Linked DNA regions of Homo sapiens: region 2 is linked to region 1. The links are chromatin contacts, found by Hi-C or POLR2A ChIA-PET in ENCODE. All regions are on one chromosome and are shown on one strand. The core of a region is the stretch at or near the end of the contact, and the rest is flanking DNA. Distances in the headings are between cores, read along the strand shown.

Evidence for each region. A loop is a pair of places that touch in the nucleus more often than their neighbours do. ChIA-PET counts read pairs that join two places held with the same protein, here RNA polymerase II (POLR2A). Pooled maps may share reads with other maps.
Region 2: a map of mammary epithelial cell shows a loop between it and region 1 (5-fold over the local background). The contact joins the enhancer-like site here to the promoter of FYB1 in region 1. A Hi-C loop is called at or near these places in 8 of 168 maps with a recorded cell type or tissue (CD14-positive monocyte, CD4-positive, alpha-beta T cell, Calu3 and 4 more), 1 of 37 single-sample maps with no recorded cell type and 15 of 50 pooled maps. POLR2A ChIA-PET finds 5 or more read pairs at or near these places in 8 of 52 experiments (CD8-positive, alpha-beta T cell, GM12878, K562 and 4 more).

The regions. Positions count from the first base shown.
Region 1 is chr5:39,216,470-39,221,816 of GRCh38, forward strand. It overlaps FYB1 (FYN binding protein 1), which reads right to left and starts at 3,094. Exons shown (of 19, transcript NM_001465.6): 1 at 2,974-3,094. RefSeq lists an enhancer at 4,170-4,671.
Region 2 is chr5:39,253,391-39,259,052 of GRCh38, forward strand. It overlaps a transcript of FYB1 not described here. Among named protein-coding and RNA genes, the nearest start is that of FYB1, 37 kb to the left of the region's middle. RefSeq lists an enhancer at 3,160-3,369. Within about 2 kb of position 3,246, at least 5 of the 41 ENCODE cell types and tissues checked have a DNase peak (open chromatin) inside an H3K27ac peak, as active enhancers do; they include CD14-positive monocyte, PC-9 and mammary epithelial cell, where a contact is called at or near this core.

The sequences.
Region 1 (5,347 bases), core at 1,844-4,343:
TGCATGCCATGGTGGCTTACTGCACCTCTCAACCCATCACCTAGGTATCAGGCCCCACATGCATTAGCTATTTATCATGATGCTCTCTCTCCCCCTGCCCTGCAACAGGCCCCAGTGTGTGTCGTTCCCCTCCCTGTGTTTGTGCTGGATTTCTATAAATATCCAACAGTCTATGTGGATGAAGTTTAGGAAGAAGGGAAGAAAGACTGTTTCATGATTATTTTTTGCTGCACCACCATTTGTTGCCATATTAGAGGTGACATCCCAGCTGGGATTATCCCTGGCTTGGAAAGACTGAGTTAGGCATTGGTCACAGGCAGCATGTGAATTTGGTGGCATTTCACCTGCACTTAGAAGCAAAGTCATCCACTGCTCTGACCAACTCACAAGGCGCAGGCTGCAGCAACGTGATTAACAAGGTTATGTATTGAATTTATATAGCTAAATGATTTTCCTGGTTTCTTATCTGTTTAGAGAGGCTGATTAGCAGAGGTAGAAAAACAAGACAACCACTGAGCTTTCCAAATTTATCAGAGAAACCCCAGACCAGCTTCTGATGGGGAAATATTCCTTGACTTCCAGAGCTTCCCACTGGATTTTCATTCCTGCCCAAAGACATTCTTGGTTTATTCCTAGTGACCAATAGAGAGCATTCCAACAATCACTTCTTATCAGTCAGCAACTATATAATAAACACCTGGGACATGCTTGGCCCTGGGCTTTGGTAAAAAGAAAGGAGACAAATGGGCCTTAAAGGTAGAACAATTTCAATTAGAAGCCTGTACAAGGTTTAGAACACAACGTTTGAGAAAGGAAAAAATCCTTAAACATTAGCGAACCAAGGTCCTTCATTTTACAAAAAAGAAACTGCGTAAGGGATCTGTCCAGGTTCACACAGTTGGGCTAAAATCTGGGTCTCTCCCTTGCTCATCCTCTGAGCTTTCCACTGCGCTATGCTGTCTGACCTGTGGGGTGCCAGCTTCTGCAGCAGCTTGCTCTTAAAAAACAGTCACAACAAGAACAGAGGGCAACCCCGATTGCCTTCTGGGCCAGGTGCTGTGCTAGGAGCTTTTCAGGGATCACCTCAAAACAGGTCAATGGAGACGTTACTGTTATCCCCATTTGACAGATAAAGAAACTGAGTCATGGAACCATTTAGGAACTCACCCAAGGCCCACAGCTGGTGCGTGGCAGAGACCACCTTCAAGCTCAGGATCTTGATTCTGGAGTCACAGTCTTAACCGCAACCCCTGGAACCACAGCCCAAACCCGCCAGCGAGCCACGGTTCACTCTCTTCACTTTCTTGTTTTTAGAAATGTTCCTGTAGAGCAGCCTCTAGTAACACCTCAGACAAATGAAATATCATTTCTACATCCCTGATCTCTCTCTCTTGTTAACGTATTGTGTAAATGGTGGAAAATGTGGTTTTTAAAGCACATTGAGGCTGGTAAAAGCTTCAAAGCCACCGCCTGCACTTACTCTTTAGACCACTAGATGTCAGTGTGATTGCTCTATGAAGCAGCCGTAACTTGGCAAGGTGCAGCATTGCACCAGAAATCAGCTGCTGCGAGCTTCCAAGCCTCTGGACTCCAGCAGAAGCTGGGGGGAATTTGAAGCCCAATGGTAGTAAACAAATAATGGACATGACAGTCAGGCAGTGTGGATTTCAACCTTTACAATAATTTCTCAAGGGAAATGGAAACCTTTTTAGCCTTTCCTTTTTGAAACGGATGGTCAACTTTTCCACGGGGTGCCTTAAGTGCACCATAACGCCTTTGATATTCAGGATCGCCTTTAATGGTACATCATAAAACATGTGGTTTTATTGGAAAGAGCACCCTTATCCTCCTCCCCCTCACCTATCACTTATGATTAATTTCTTAAGGTATCGGACTATTTGAAGTGTGTGTATCTCACATTGCATGGGGACGTTTTACTCTACCTAAAACCTCCGGTGGCATTCCCATAGCATGGGCAGAAAATCACAGCCACAACTTCACCCTTCCGGTGATAAGCCCATCTGTTTCCCACGCAGAATTATTTGTATTTAATGAAAAAATATTTAAAATGGTGAATATTAATTATTATTTTACATTAGTACTCAAAAAGTGTATATAGTTTTATCCCCTCAACAACTCCATGAGATGAGTTCTATTATTATCCCCATGTTTAGATGAGAAAACTGAGACACAGAGAGGTTAAGTGGCTCTCCCAAAGTCACACAGCTAATAGAAGGCAGAGTCAGAGGCCCATTTCTATTAATTACTTCCCTGCAAATCAAGTTAAATGGGGGGAAAAGACCTTGTGAATTTTTCAGAAGAATCAGCAATGTATACAAGACAGCCAAAGGCTCCGAGGAAAATTTGGAGTTGCTGGTTGCTTTGAAAGGCCTCCTTGGCTGATCTGCAGCTGTTTGTCATCATTTATCCAGTTTGCCAGGATTCCTTCTGAGAAGGCATAATTCATGGCAGTATAGTCCCTTTCTTTAGTCTATGTAGAAATCTCATGTGAATCCTCACCTCCTGCCAGGTTTGGAGGAAATTGAAAGTTACTCTTTCTCATCAAAAGGATGGACACATATTTGTTAGGAACCAGGATGAAATAAACCATCTGTGCCCAGCTCTGTTGGCAATAAAACCTTGTTTCTGGTTTCACTGCAAGACGTTATTTAACGCTAGTGGCACCAGAGGTTCCAACAAGAACACATGAGAGGCCTTATCCAGTTACGAAAGAGCAAGTGACAGACACGTTCCCGGCCACATTTTTATCTGCTTATCATCCTTTTGGCTACCATGAGGCTGAGTTTTAGTGTCTCCTGTTCATCTCTTTTGCTATTTTCCAACAGAACATGCGTTTCCTTCAGTTATTCAGCTAGCACAGTCTGTGCTGCCAGAATTTGGAAGTGGTGCTTTTTTCCTGCTATAAAAAATTACACATTTATTTGAAAGAAGAAACCTAGGCATAGCTGTTACCTGACTCCTGCAGAAGAAGGCGGAAGGATGGCCTCCTTTAGTGGATCTTCCTGGGCCAGGGTCTGGGCCCTACTCACTTCTAGCTGTCGCATCTGCTCTGCATGTGGAACTCAAGAACTGCGGAGCTTTCTGATGCCTGGCAGGGTTTTGTCCCGGTCAGTGGTTGAGTGAGCCACACCTCCCTCCCCTGACCAGGCAAACTTAGACAAGAAAAGTTCTATTATGCCCTCAGGATATTGAGTAATAAGGAGGAGAAAGGGGAACTTAAAAGTGTCTGTTCAGCCTGGATACTTCTGCTAACATTCCCACCAAGCATGTGATATTTAAAAGGGTAAAACCAAAACAAGATTCTCCTGCCTGCCACCATGTTTATTCAAGAGGAAGAAGCTGTAAGTTCTTTGGACCCATAATCTTTCCACACACCCAGGAGTGTCACCTGCAATGGGGGCCAAAGGGGGATGCTTACAATTAGAAAGGTCCACTGGAGCATGTGGAATATTTGGAAGCTAATTGCACCTGAGGTCAGGAGGTAAAGTGGTGTGCTTGACCATATCAACTGAAGAGTGGTCACTCATGTGTGGAAAGCCCACTAGACTCACTCTGTCGGCTCTCTGTTAGACTATTCTTGAGGCTGGAAGAAATGGAGTATTTAGATGATAATCCATGTGAAAAGACCACCAGTGGGGCTGAGTGTAGTGGGTCATGCCTGTAATCCCGGTACTTTGGAAGGCTGAGGCAGGAGGATTGCTTGAGACCAGGAGTTCAAGACCAGTCTTGACAACATGGTGAGACCCTGTCTCTACAAAAATAAAAAAAAAATTAGCCAAGTGTGATGGTGCATGCCTGTAGCCCCAGACATTTGGGAAGCTGAGGTGGGAGGATTTCTTGAGCACAGGAGTTCAAGGCTTCAGTGAGCTATGATTGCACCACCATTGCACTCCAGCCTGGGTAACAGAGCAAGATCCTGTCTGAAGGAAAAAAAAAAAAGAAGAAAGAAAGAAAGAAAAATAAAGAGAAGGAAAGAAAGAAAGAAACTCAAAAAAGAAAAGAGAAAAAAAGAAAAGAAAAGACAAGAAAAGAAAAGAAACCCCCCAAAACAGAGGCTACCATTGGGACTAAATGAGATTTTAACAAATTGTGATTGTGAAATTAACCTCCCCCACCTTCCTTCTACTCATTCATTCATAAACATCAAACACTTACTGTGTGGGTCAAGCACTGGCCAAGACTAGAAAGATGGAGAAGACAAGGATTTTCCACTCAGTGGCTTATAATCTTACAGACGTTATGCCAGAGATGGTCACTTTCCTCCCCGTATGATTTTCCCTTCTTATAGAGTAGTAGGGTCAGCAAACTATGGCCCGCATGCCAAATCTGGCCTGTGGAATGTTTTGTACAGACCTCAGGCTAAGAATTTACATTTTTTAAGAATTGTAAGAAAAGGGAGAAGAAGCAAAAGAAGACAATGATGGTAACAATGATGATGACAACAATGATGATGACATGGCTGAGACCGTATATGGCCTGAAATATTTACTATCTAGTCCTCTGCAGAAAAAGTTTGCCAAAAGTTTAGGATGCTTATTCTATCCTAAGAGATCTCTGGCTTTTTACCTGGCCCACAGCTACACAGGATAAGGCATTTTCTAGTCCCTCTTGACATTAGATTTGGCCATGTGGTTAAGTTTTAGTCAATGGGATCTATGCAGAAGGGATCTATGTAGCTTCTTGGTGTGTCCTAAAAGAGGGCCCCATCATGCTTTCCCCTCCCAGCTGGCTGGGATGCTGTGGGGGCCTGAGCTCTTCTGATCCAGTGATGACTAAGGTAATACTCTAGGCATGACAGAGCCAGGAGATAGAAGGACCTGGCCCCCAACACAGGAGACAACCCCATCTTCACTGGATTTTGCTAGATGGTTATAAAGAAGGGAACAGGAGGACAGACATTTAACTTTTAAAAATCAGTGTTATGTTGTGTCTCTTTTGCTGCAACCAAACATGTATTATAACCACTATAGAGATAGACACTGTATAACTAACCATGACACACTGTGATGAGTATTAAGCTCAAAGTATGAATAAAGGCATCTGGAAATACCCAGGAATATGTAATTCCTTCTGCATGGGGGCAGAAGAGTTGAGGAAGACTTTACCTAACATGGGACAGTTGATCTTGGGCCATGAAGGAAGCCTAACTGGAATTTGGGATTACTTGTTTTTCTTCTCCTCTCTGCCAACCTCTCTCAGATGGCCAAAACAAAATAAAATAATCCACTGGGTGAGGTGGCTCACGCCTATAATCCCAGCACTTTGGGAGGCCTAGGAGGGTAGGTCACCTGAGGTCAGGAGTTCGAGACTAGCTTGGCCAGCATGG
Region 2 (5,662 bases), core at 1,996-4,495, 37 kb after region 1:
GAACCTCTCCTGCTCTTCAGAGACTGAACCTATGACTCATCATGAATCCTTGGGAAATGACAACAACAAAATCTTTTTTTTAAAAAAAATATTTTAGGTTCAGGGGTTCATATATAGGATTGTTACATAGGTAAATGTGTGTTGTAAGGCATAGGATTGTTACACAGGTAAATGTGTGTTGTAAGGTATAGGATTGTTACACAGGTAAATGTGTGTTGTAAGGTATAGGATTGTTACATAGGTAAATGTGTGTTGTAAGGTATAGGATTGTTACATAGGTAAATGTGTGTTGTAAGGCATAGGATTGTTACATAGGTAAATGTGTGTTGTAATGTATAGGATTGTTACATAGGTAAATGTGTGTTGTAAGGGTTTGTTGAACAGATTATTTCATCACCCAGGTGTAAGCCTAGTACCCAATATTTTTCCTGATCCTCTTCTTCCTTCCATCCTCCACCCTCTGATATGCCCCAGTGTGTGTTGTTGCCCTCTATGAGTCCATGTGTTCTTATCATTTAGCTTGCACTTATAAATGAGAACATGTGGTATTTGGTTTTCTGTTCCTGTGTTAATTTGCTAAGGATAATTGCCTCCAGTTCCATCCACGTCCCATCCATGAATGAGGACATGATCTCATTATTTTTTATGGCTCCGTAGTAGTTCTATGGTGTATATGTACCACGTTTTCTTTATCCAGCCTACCACTGATGGGCATTTAGGTGGATTCCATGTCTTTGCTATTGTGAATAGTTCTGCAAAGAACACACACGTGCATGTATCTTTATAATAGAACAATTTATATTCCTTTGGCTCTATACTCAGTAATGGGATTGCTGAGTTGAATGGTATTTCTGTCTTTAGGTCTTTGAGGAATCGCCATACTGTCTTCTACGATGGTTGAAGTAATTTACACTCCCATCAAAGGTGTATAAGCGTTCTTTTTTCTCCACAACCTAGCCAGCATCTGTTATTTTTTGACTTTTTAATAATAGCCATTCTGACTGGTGTGAGATGATATCTTACTGTGGTTTTGGACAATGACAAAATCTAAGCAAAAACAGCAGGAGCTGAATCTGGCTTATATTTTCTGAAATAAAATTCTATTTTACAATTACAATCTCAGTGTTTCCCTAAATTAGCATATATTGGTTGGCATGAATATCCTCATTTCTATCTAGAAGGAGGATTTTGTTTTAAACTGTGTAGTTACTTATTAAGTTAGAAGCATGGTTTTGCCTTAATCAGAACAGGTTTTTGTAAAATTGCAAGCCTTGTGGAAAACATATTGGCAACTTGAGGCATGCAAAATAATATGGTGGAATGCAAAATAATTGGGAAGAAAATGCATCTGAAAACTAAAGGTGCTTGATGAGAATTTCAAGGCATTGACAAGAGAAATGCTGAAGACAGGACACACCAAATCAAGAGGGATTAGTGCTGGAGAGAGTGCAAAGTGGAAGTTTTCATGAAAAAAGAAAGTTGGAACCAAACATTAAAGGAAGTGCCAGACCTGATCTGGCAGAGGGGAAAGTGAAGGAGAAGCAGCAAAAGCACAGCTGTAAAAGGCAGAAATGGAAAGGCCTTATACTTTGTGTAGGGATATGTCTAGAAAAATATTTATTGAAGTGTTAATAGTGGTTTTCTTTAGATAGTAAGATTTTTACCTTTTCTACATTTTCTTATATTTTCGGAACAATTTATCATCACATGCATCTCATTTTTACAAGAGGAGAAAATCATGGAGCTATTTACATTTGGGGGAAAAGGTTTATTGTGGATATTTCATTTGGTGGATAAATGGAGGTATAAACACATGGGTTAAGAATATAGAAAATGGAGTTCCATATTTCCCAGCTCTACTTGCCCAGTCTATGTGACATTTAAACTTTCCCTTCCACGCTTTTTAAAAAAATTTTAAGCATTTGCAAAAGTTGAAATTAAAGTTGGAAGTTAACACCAACGTACTGCCACCTACATTCTCTAATGGTTAGCATTTTGCATCCTTGCTTTATCACATCTCTCCATTTATCCATTCACCTGTTTTTTTTTTTTTGGATGAGTTTCAAAGTTGCAGACTTCAGTACCTTTTTTTATACCAAATTTTAACCACCCCTAAATTCCTTCCACACACGCACACTCAAGACTTGTCCATAACCTCCAAGCAGGATGTTATTCATTTAAATATGACCCCATTTTCCACACCTAGATACTGCTTCCAGTCCAAACATGTCCAAAATCAGCTGCCTACGCAGAGGACAAACTTTACCAAACCTTATCCTGACTCTTTCTACATACCCAGAACTGTATACTTTAAAGCCAAAGGGAAACTATCTGAACTGCATCACCAACTCCAATGTTTTCAGGAACAAAGTAGGTAACATAAAAAGCAGGCTTGTGGAAGATAAATCCAGTGGGTCTATTAATGAAGACCAATCCAGTCTCAGTGTGGAGGATGCAACAAGAAGAAAAGAGCTACTCAGAGAACTTGAGAAAACAGAATTTACTGTCAAGGTAAGGCTTCCACACTCAACCAGCTAGCTTCAAGGAGCCTTGAATTTTAATCAGTATCTCTCCTTTGTTTCCACTGATGATCTAGGTCACTTAAAGGTCCAAATGTATTAGAACAGTTAACATAGTAAGTGCTCCGTTAAATAGAATCTTTCTTTAATTACAAGTATTTATGGGGGCAGTATTTATAGCCATTCAGTTAAATACAGATCTTAGCAATGGAAAGGTAACACAGATATTACAAATGCAAAAATATGGTGTGTTTCTAGTTTGTGCAAATTACCTGCCCAAGAAGGCATTTTTTCCTCACCTATAGATTGACTACCTGTCTGCAATGAACCCAAAGGAGAAACCAGTATTCACAGTGATCAAAAGGGAGACCTAGCATCATTTCCCAGGAATGTGTTTGCAGCCCTCCCCACCTTTTTTTGGTGTATGTGGCTTACAAATTAAAAAGAAGGACTTACCGTGTGGAAGGGTAGAATAGTGAGAAAAATGAGAATATTGAAGAGTCAAGGAGTCTAGAATATTACGTACGGGTTTTCATGCCGAATTAGCCATCAAGACATGGTTATCCTGGCTGTTTTATGGGAATGCCCTACCTCTCTCCTTGCCCTGCTTATCAAATTAGCTCAGGGTGGCTAGGTTTTACAACCATCTGCAGTAGGCATGGTTGGTAGCTACAGGTGGACTTTGCTTAGAAATCGGAAGCTACGACGATTTCACCCTCACAGTCTTTTTTGTTGGTTTGCTTGATGATTAAGACATAGTTTGGAAATTCCCTGTCTTCCCCTTCTCTGCCTCCTAGATGACTAATTTGAGCAGTGTTTATTGCAGCTGTATTGTGTTGGGTGGCTATGTTCTGCTATTGAAAAAAGTCCACCCAGCCTGAAATGCTGTCTCATGTAGTTGTGGGTACATGTGATAAAATTAATTTCTCTCGGATGAATGTCCTCTTGTGATAAAGTGAATGTAACTACTTTTATTTCAAAGTTGCAATGAGTAAAAGTGATGGTAGTTCTTTTGGACTATGTCCATACCTTGAAAAGTCAAACATTTTCATGTAAGTTCAGCCTCCCAAACATCTGTGAAAGTGTTTTCACTGTTTTCACTAGATTTCACAGAAATAATTTCATCTAAATATCTGTTATAGATCAGATTCAGCAGATGTTAATTTCATCTCCATGTCTTTTCACTTCTGCCAGAACTTGCATAAGGGCTGAATTTATTGTTGGCTTATCAGTTTCTGTAGCTCAAATCTGAGTATAGAATATTCTGAACTCTGGTTTAAAATTCCATTAGCTAGTTTTAAAAGGCATATAGTAAAACTCTAAAATTTTTTATGAGAAAAGTTAATTTTTACCAATGTTTTTAAACAGCATATAACAGTTTTTGGGAAAAAGTAGGACTTATAAAGCAAAGGTCCTAATATGAAAAAAAGAGAAATACCCTTTAAATACTTTTTAAAAAGTCTCTCTTCCCAAGATACTTATTTTGACTTAGGTTCGTCTTGCAGAATTTTTTTTTTTTTTTGCATGTAGAACTTACAAAATCTTTTAGAAATATTTTGTGTAGATTTTGCTGTGTGACAGGCATTATGCTGAAGATATTCACACATAAACCCATGCAACTCTTAAAATAAACTTAACAAGTAGGTATAGTGACTTATCGCTTTTTACATATGGAGAAATTGAGGCACAGAGAAGGTAAATTGTAATGAGAAGAACTGAAATAGAAATCAAGGGAGTCAAGCTCCAGAAGAGATCACTTTAAACTTTGTTCACTAGAAGTTTACCAATTTTCGCTTAGAATTCCAAAACACCAGCATAAGTGATGATCAGAATGGGCTAAACAGTAAATGAATAACTAAAGCAGACTTTGACTGGATGTTTCAATCATTTGGAGACTAAAAAAAAAAAAAAGTACCTGAGCCACCAGGCCAGCCAAATCAAAATCTCTGGGCTTGGCACTCAAACAGCTGCATACTTTAAAATTCAACAGGCAGTTAAAATGGGCAGCCAGGTTGAGGACCACTGATCCAAAGCGTCTTTAGCTGTGTCTGGGTTTGGGAGATCTCAAACTTGAGCGTGCATCAGAATCACTGGGAAGGCTTTGTTAATACACAGGTGGCTGGGCCCCACCTCCTTTCTTATTTAGCAGGTATTGGGTGCGGCCCAAGAAGTTCTATTAAGTTCCCAGGTGATATTGATGTGCTGGTTTGGGAGCACACTTTGAGAACCACCGTCTTAATAGGTTGGAGTAGGGGTGAAGTGTGGTAATGGAGACCTGGAAGTAACTTGATTAATTCTCCTAGTGTCTCATCTACCCTGATGCTGAAACATTTCCTCTCCTTTGTTGATTTACTCAATACCATTAATCAGGGATGAAGGGGGAAAAGAGAAACGAAAGATATGAAGCTAGCCGGGCGTGGTGGCTCACACCTGTAATCTCAGCACTTTGGAAGGCTGAGGTAGGCAGATCACCTGAGGTCAGGAGTTTGAGACCAGCCTGGCCAACATGGTGAAACCCCATCTCTAATAAAAATACAAAAATTATGTGGGTGTGGTGGTGCATGTCTGTGATTCCAGCTACCTGGGAGGCTGAGGCAGGAGAATCACTTGAACCCAGGAGGCAGAGGTTGCAGTGAGCTGAGATCGTGCCACTGCATTCCAGCCTGGGTGACAGAGCAAGACCCTGTGTCAAAAACAAAACAAAACAACAATAAGAACAACAACAACAAAAACCCAGAAGATATGGAGCTAAAGGGAAATGCAGGAAAAGAGATGGAGGAGAGCAATCAACTTCTGGTTAGTAAATGAAAGCTTTTGGCTCTCTCACTGACTTAGCACATGTCAGTGATAGATTAAATATAAAATGAAAAAAAATGTAAAGATAGCAACACTTAAAAAGAAGATAAATCTTTCTGTTTTGGAAAGAGAACAGAGGCACAAGGCAATGAGTGAGACTGGAAGACTGAATAGGCGGCTGTTGGTTCAGGGTATGGAAGGGTTTGTTAATCTAGCTTTTATAGTGTAGGGTCACTCTGTGAAACCAAGGGCAGTAAGAGACATGCTTTTCCCTCCTCAGCAACATGAAAGGGGACTAAATCGTATGTTGCTGAGATTGTGTTGGTATAAACCAGTGATTCTCAACT